Linked DNA regions of Mus musculus: regions 2 and 3 are each linked to region 1. Evidence: chromatin loops called from intact Hi-C (ENCODE). Cell type or tissue: gastrocnemius. All regions are shown on one strand.

Region 1 (2,500 bases):
CCTCCAGGGTCTCCCCAACAGTCCAAATATCCAGGCTGCAGCTGTCGAGGCTAGAGAAGGTCCACCCTGCCCACAACCTAGGCCAAAGCTGCTGAGAGGACTGACTGAACGTGCTCCCTGGGGTGTGGAGCTACTGGGCCCTATTTGTTGGGAGAAGCAGTCTAGACAGCCAGATAGATCATCTGTGCTGCAGGCTGCCTCACTGGGCATCCCTACCCCAGGATGCTTGCATCACTTGCTTTCTCCTTTCATATTCCCGTTTCATCTGCTTGTTTGTCCGTCTCCACACAGGTTAAAGTGAGCCCTCCACAAGTCTGTAACGGTGAAGTTCCATCAATGCTAGCTAGCATCAACAGACCTGGTAAGCACACTGCTTCCAGAAGCAGGGTTAAGTTCCCCATCTAGCCCTCCAACCCAAGGGACCTGTAGGTAAGTAAACATTTGTCTGGCTACAAGAATCGTCTTCTATTTTTGACATTAAAAATACATCCAAAGGAAACAAGAACATTTTTTTTAACTGTGTTGCTGCGGAGAGTTGGGGGATGGAGCGCTGGTCTGGTGCCCTGGCTCATCAGACGCAAGTTTCCTGACTTCTTTCTTGTGTGGTGTGAAGGGGTATAAGCCGTGGGACCTCGACCTTGGACCTGGTTAGCAAATGAGTCTCTCCCGAAATCTTCCCCCATACCCTTGGGCAGAATGGGTACTTCACCTCTTGCCTCTCCCAGAGCTCCCAGAAAGACCACACATCCAAAGACCATTTCTGCCACCAATTGTTGGCGATATTTCTGTGTGCACCCAATTACATTACAGCCATAGGAGCTCTTTTTCTATGTGCCCACCTGACTGGCCGAATGAGGAACAGAATGAGGGCTGTGGCAAGACTCGGGCACAGCCACGCTGCCAGTGATTGGACTACGAGATAAAATTTGAAAGCTGGAGGTGACTCAGTGGTATGGCACTTGAGATACTTCTCAAGTATGAACGCTGGCTCTGGGTTCCATCCCCAGGGCCGAAAACAAACGAATGAATGAATAGATAGATAGATAAATAAATTTTGTGTCCTAAATCGCTAAAATCCACGGCGCAGTTACTGACTGAAGCTAAAACACAACAGTAGGCAGGCGGACACTTCAGCAGTCTGTTGCGAGGAGGAAACGGGCTGCCTATATTAAAACCTTGCTGTGGCTCCTAGGCGATTAAGGCCAGCTTAACCTACACCCTCCAGCTCTTCGAACCAACTCCGAGATTTGATTAGTGAATCGTAACACAGGAAGCCTATTGGCCCCAGCCCTCCTGCCTTTTCATTCTTAGAGGAGCCTGGAGCAGCTAAGTCAGTTTAGTTTCCCAGAACGTCCCCGGATCGCACTCACAACAACCCGCATAGCTGGTCAGCTACGGGGACTCCAAGCACCCCCAAGGAAGCCGGGTGTTCAGGGTCTTCCAGCCCCTGGCCAGAACAGAGTCCGAGTCTAGGAGGCCTGTCCTTGGCTTCATGCTGCCCCCTGGTGGCCGACTTGAACATCACCAGTTTCTTGGCTGCCTCATGCCTCCCTTTCTTGCCTGCGTGGATGGCTCTCCTGGTCATCCCCACCCCTGACCCAGAGCCCCAGGTTCTGGGGCCTTCCCGGAGTAACCAAGTGTAGAGTTGAGACTTGTCTCCCCTCTGGCTCTTAAAGCTGCCTTCTCAGATTCTAAGACCCTGAGCTGTCATATCAGATAAATTAAGGCCTTGAAGAATTTTCCATGAAACCCTGAGCCACATGTCACCCATCCATCAAGGAAGGTGGAGAATGCAGTCCCAGGGTCAGGACTAGAGGGAGAAGGCCGAAGGGCTGGGTGACACACTTTCTTGCCTCTGGAGACTCCTGGAGGGTCATGGACAGAGAACAGTCCTCCCACAGCCCTTCTGGGGTCTCTTCATATGGGTGACAGGGGTCCAGCTGCCTTCCTGATAATGATGCACCTTCAAGAAATCCAAAAGTGTCTCCATCTTGTGCCTACTGTGGGCTCTGACCAGCATCTGATTTGATCCTGCTTTAATCTAACACCCTGGAGAGAGAGAACAGGGCAAAGACAAAGGCTCAGAGAGATTCAGCACCCTGCCTGAGATCACTCAGCAGTCAGAGTCACTGGTCTCTTAACTAACACTTGGACCAAGCCCTGGATGGAGTTTGACTCTGTTTGCGATGGCGGGAGCCCCTGGAATGTCCCCCCCCCCGTAGTCCCCCAAGTCTCCAACTCCTGCCCTGTTGGTTGGACTGGAGGCTCCGAGGGGTGTGTGCGGTTACAGAAGAACCCCGCCGCCCCAGCAGTAAGCAGCTCCCTGCGCGCACTTGGCGGGGCCCCAGGCGGGCGCAGGGCGAACGCCCTCCCGCACCAGTTCCCGCGCTCGGCTCGCCCCGCCCCCAGGACGGGCTGTTCTTGGGGCCGCTGCCAGACACGTCCTCCGCAGGTGCCGGCCTCTCTCCGGTGACGCGGCCACATGCGGCCCAGGCTCCGA
Region 2 (2,500 bases), 55 kb before region 1:
GATTAGACATGAGCTAGACTCTTCCCTCATACTATCCCAGCTTTCAGTGGCCTGACTCAGCTGCCCAGTTGCCAGAGGGAGGCTGAGGGAGGTCCTTCCAGACACAAACCTTCCCGATCCTTGCCTGCTTAGCTCAGCATCCTTCCAGGAAAATGGGCGGGTTTCCTGTGGAAGAGTCCCAGTGCCAGGAGAATGAGCCCTGAAGGGTGACAGAGCACCTACAGCTCCGCTACCCTCCCTGTCAGGCACCCCTCCCATGTGCCTGACTCCACCCCACGGACGCTTGCTTTCTTCGGGTTAGATGTCCTCCGTTGTTCTTGGCAGATATTTCCTGAATGTCTGCTATGTACTCTGGGAACACGGGGAGTGGGGAGAGGCAGGGGGTGCAGTATGTGGCCCTGCCCTTGAGGAAGTCATGTACAGTGAGCCATGGACAGTAAACAGGCAATAAATTGTCCTCTGTGAGGCTGTCAGGAGAGGAGGAGGAAGCACCCAAAGCAGTCATTCACACTCCAGTATGAATGAGCGCCTCTGGAGCTCTGCTCAATAGCAGACCAGACTAGGGTGGCCTCCCATTTCCAAGGACTAGGACAAGGGTGGGGAGTATTGTAGAGAGGAGGCAGGGCAACTCCCTCCCTTACCATAGTTGCTTCATCAACACCCCGAGTTCCCTAGCTGCATCCCTGAGACTCCTGGTAGTCCCCACAATAACACCCTACCCCCACCTTACCCTGGTCTCTGCCCCTTCTGCCCCCTGTACCCTCTCCACAAGGCCTCACCCTCCCCACCATCCTGGAAACGATTTTGTTGTCTACAGAGATTATGTGTAACTGACTGTGAGTTATAAGTCTCCGGAGCGAGCGAGCAGCCTGTTACCTAACCAGGCCTGGCTCGTGCCAATGTCTTGAGTAATTATTGGGGAGGGGGGCCTCAGCCCGCAGCCGAACCTCTCCAAGGGAATGCTATTGTTTTTCACGTCAGCTGTGCCTTGGACAGAAAACTGTAGGAATGAGATGGGGTGGAGGGTGGCTTAACTCTTTGGGCCCTGTCTGCCCTAGCTTCTCAGGGCTGCCTGGCAGAGAGCAGGCCCTGTCGGGGGTCAGAACCCCAGGCCGAGCCGGCAGCCGCCACTTGGCAGAGCCTGTGGAAACCACCGTGCAGCTCTGTGCAGACAGTTGTGGAAACTTGGGCGGGCTGTCAGTTCACCCAGCCAGCATCTCAGCCCTTTCTCCCGCTCCTGCCCCTGCTTCCACAAGGCTCACCTGCAAGCCTACAGCTGTCATAGGAAATACCGTGCTTGTTTGGGGCCCAATAAGGCTCAAAAAGGACCAGGCCTGGGGCAGCAGGCATCACTAGGTCCTCAGCCTCCCCCCAGCTTAGCTGGATCTCTGCCTGCTCTAGAGGAACCCACAACCCCTTCCTACTGGTATTCTCAGCCCACTGGCACCACATGGTTACAGCCAGACCCACTGAGGTAGGGCACAGTGTTCTTGTGGCAAGCCTTAAGGCCAGGGAGAAAGAGGCAGGGTGGGTACCACCAAGCAGTGGGTGGCATGGGAGCTGCATCCTAAGGATTCTGGGCTTTGTGGTCACTCAGAGCTAGTCATGTGGCTTAAAACACAGCTCAGAGGTAACTTATATGTGGATATGTCAAGCTAGGAGTAGAATGTGCTAGGTCTCAAGGAGCAAGCAGAGCATCGGCCATGCTGTGAGGAGGGCAGTGCAGATTGGTTGAGCTTTGGCTGAGATGATGACTGTGGTGTCTCAGTTAAGAGCTTCCAGGGGCCTAGAGCAGCAGTCAGACCAGGAATCGCCTCTGCTCTCTGGATGCTTCTCTGTCTACAAAGTGGCACCCCTATGGCTTCTCCCAGGGTTGCCATCACCTCTGCATTTCAGTAGCAGGAAGAAGGAAAATACCTGAAGAACAACCTCCCTCCCCACACAGCCTGGTTACCTGAGAGGCCCCTGTTAGCTTTTCTTCTGTCCAATGACCAGAGGGCAGTGTACCACTACACGGACCCCCTAGTGAATTAAGTGGCTAATTCAAGGTTCTTTTGCTAAAGGAGGAAGTGCTTTGTCTTTGTCTGAGAGCAAACCCATGTGTTTCAGAGGGAAAGAATTCTGATAGGAACTGGGTGTTGGAAAGAGAGCAAGGAGTTCATAGACCCTTGGGGGCTCAGTCTGAGTCTTAAGAGACAGGCTCAGCAGGCCTGATTCCCTGGGATAAAGACAAGACTGACAGGCAATCTGCAGAGCTCAGCTTAGGATAGGTCAAAGTTAAGAGCCTCTCAGATTCCTAAGTGGTGAGGTCAGACACCGGCAACTTTGTGACCCAGGGAGCCTTGAGGGTGCAGACTGGCATCACTGTTGTATAGAGGCATTAAAGTTTGGCGTGGTGAAGCCATCAGCAAAGGTATGAGGGCAGGACTCAGAAGACCTAGGAGGAGGTGGTGGTAGCCAACCTGGAGATAAAAGACCCAGGAAATTTGCCTCTTTAGAG
Region 3 (2,500 bases), 150 kb before region 1:
ACCACTGAGCACCCTGCCTCTGACCTCTCCTACATTAATTGTTCCCACAGTTACAGGGGCATCCCTGTCCCCAGAGCACTGACCAGGCCACAGAGACTAGAGTCTAGTCCCAGGCCACCTCATCTATCTTAGGACCCAGGACTACATTAGTAGTCATTTGTATTATACTTTTGTATAGCTATTTATGTTGTGTAAGTTTGCTTTTTACTTTTGACCATGACTATCTCCTAAATAATGTGACCCACTCTGTGCCAGACTCAGTGGCTCTGACACTAGGAAAAGAAATTAGGAACGAGGCACAAAGCTCAAGGGCTAAGCAAAAACATGGTGGAGGTAGATTGGGGACACATGGCAGAAAGATTGCTATAAGGCTGTGGCTCTCCTGATCTGCATACTGAGTTTCAGGCTAACAAGGCCTACAAATCAAGACTCTATTTCACAAGCACTTAAAATAAGAAATTCTAAAGAGCCTCAGTCTCTTCGTCCCAGGTCCATCTAACAAACCTGGGAGGCAGCTTCAGGTGGAATCTGTGGCTAGTTTGCAGAGCCACATCAGGGAAGCTGACCTCTGGTCAGACACTGAGGTCTCCTGGCTCTTCAGGACAGAATGTGTCCCTCCCCCATCACCGGTCCAGTTTGTGCCCCAGGGCTCAGCTTCAGGTATCTAGGGCTCTTGAGTAATGGCTAGGCAGACAAACAACTTCAGTACTGCAGGCTGGTGAAATTCTACAGCCTGTCTCCCAGTGTGCCTTATCTCAAAGGCTCCCTAGTCGCCCAGCCCTGCAGCTCCAGGATTCCAAACTCCTGGTTGGGGTAGGGGAACACTGGAAGGTCCCCTGTGGAAGGGGACCTCTGGAAGCCAGTTCCCTCTGCTGAGTGGTGTGGAACTTGGTGGCTCACACCGGGCCATGGGTCCTGGTATTTCTAGTGTAGAACAACCACTATTTCCGTGTTTTGAGGGAGCCACGAGCAGTCTGGAGCAAGCACTACGTGCGTCCTGCATATTGGGCAACCGAGGGCGTGGCCCCTGGCTATGGGCCAGACACACAGTCCAAGCTCAACAAATCCCCACTGAGCAAGTCCAGGAATCCTGATGTCAGGTGTGGAACTATTTGGCGGGCCCCTGATTAGCTGGCCAACTACCAAGTGACAAACTGAAGATTTACACCAAATATGAAGCCTCCCCAGCTGTCCTTCCTTCTCTCTCTGCTTGTTCAGTGTGGCAAGGGTGGGGCTTTAAGGACCCTGGTTACTGTTATAAAGAATCTTGTGTTCCCTTTTCACTCCCAGCAGAAAGGTTACATGGGTTTCTACAAGGCATTGTAGATTATGACCAGCAGTGACTAGTGTTGATTAGGGGATGGGAAATAAGATGGCCCCACAGTGATTACATGGATAGACATCTCCCCATGTGTTTAATCGCAGCCCACCCTGCATTTGCTGTACATGCAGTCTCTCTTCAAATCTTTGTCCAGCTATGGGAAGCCACAAAGCAAAGAAAACACAGTGACTTGCAGGTAGCCAGACAGAATTCTCCATCCCTGCCTCCAAGCCTTTTTCTATCAAGACAACTAAGTGACTCTTTTCACACCAGGGCCAGCATTAGGACAGGTAAGAGAGGACAGACCCAGGAAGTCATTGCTTCCCCCAGGACTATTATTTCCTAGCCTGGCCCTGCTTTCAGGAACATTTTTAAGCCTGTATTGTTGGCTCTCTAACTTTGTTTAAACACACAATCTTGTAAGAGTAGAAGAGAAGAGGCATGGGCAGCCAGGAGTACAATGAACAGCTGTGGGAACAAAGGAGAGCCAGGAAATGGAGGCAGAAAGTAAAAAAGCCACCCTCCAGGGGCTGAGACCTGTGAACCTATCTGGATCTCAGGGAAAAACACCCTTAAATGCTCACTTTGTCCCAAGTCCCCAGGGTCTGCTCCCTTAAAAAACAGAGCTCAGCACCCTCTGTGTGTGTGTGTGTGTGTACACCACAGCATGTGTGTGGAGGTCAGAGGACAACTTGTAGTTGATTCTTTCTTTCTACCATGTGGGCTCTGGAAATCAGGCTCGGGTCATCAGGTTGGTTGGTTAAGTACCTTTCCCGTCTGAGCACTCTCACCAGCCCTGACATCCCAGCTCTTTAAGGATCATGGAAAAAGAACTCAACTTGGCTGTGTTGTCTTGATTCTGAGGCTGAGAAGGGCTCATCTGCTGAGAAAGTAAGTCAAGTTTTATTCTGATGACAGGGCATCGCCTCGAGGTCCCATGGTTCAAGGTCTGTGGGACTGCTCCCTCCAGGAGTTGAGCACTAGGCTGACATGGAACATGCCCCATCCTGGTCTCCCTTCTCAGATGAACTCCCAGATGACAGGGCTGACATGCCCCATTGTGGCTTAAACCCTTCGAGGACTCTCCCTGTCCTCGGGGAGGAGCTGGGAGCTCTGCTCCAGCCAAACATGTCTTCATCTTGCCTTCCTTCCTCCAACTTCCTCTGTACCCTCCTCCCA

The links. Peaks named below come from ENCODE experiments on the same cell type or tissue, not always from the same donor. Only the 100,000 strongest peaks of a DNase experiment are listed, where the experiment ranks them.
Region 2: a loop joins it to region 1, with 2.2 times the contacts of the local background. A loop is called at or near these places in 5 of 42 quality-filtered maps.
Region 3: it touches region 1 in a loop (2.3-fold over the local background); 8 of 42 quality-filtered maps call a loop at or near these places.

The regions. Positions count from the first base shown.
Region 1 is chr7:143,462,583-143,465,082 of GRCm38, forward strand. Gm33663 (a long non-coding RNA gene) reads right to left here. Exons shown (of 3, transcript XR_378640.3): 3 at 753-2,049. Among named protein-coding and RNA genes, the nearest start is that of Gm33663, 2.7 kb to the right of the region's middle. In gastrocnemius, a CTCF peak has its summit at 1,507 (motif pointing left); DNase peaks (open chromatin) are centred at 1,492 and 2,410; H3K4me3 peaks cover 645 bases.
Region 2 is chr7:143,407,807-143,410,306 of GRCm38, forward strand. All of the region lies in intron 15 of Kcnq1 (potassium voltage-gated channel, subfamily Q, member 1), which reads left to right. Among named protein-coding and RNA genes, the nearest start is that of Cdkn1c, 52 kb to the right of the region's middle. In gastrocnemius, no CTCF peak of the experiment used is centred here; a DNase peak (open chromatin) is centred at 1,091; H3K4me3 peaks cover 1,076 bases; H3K27ac peaks cover 2,481 bases.
Region 3 is chr7:143,313,098-143,315,597 of GRCm38, forward strand. All of the region lies in intron 11 of Kcnq1 (potassium voltage-gated channel, subfamily Q, member 1), which reads left to right. Among named protein-coding and RNA genes, the nearest start is that of 4933417O13Rik, 16 kb to the right of the region's middle. In gastrocnemius, no CTCF peak of the experiment used is centred here; a DNase peak (open chromatin) is centred at 1,028; H3K27ac peaks cover 953 bases.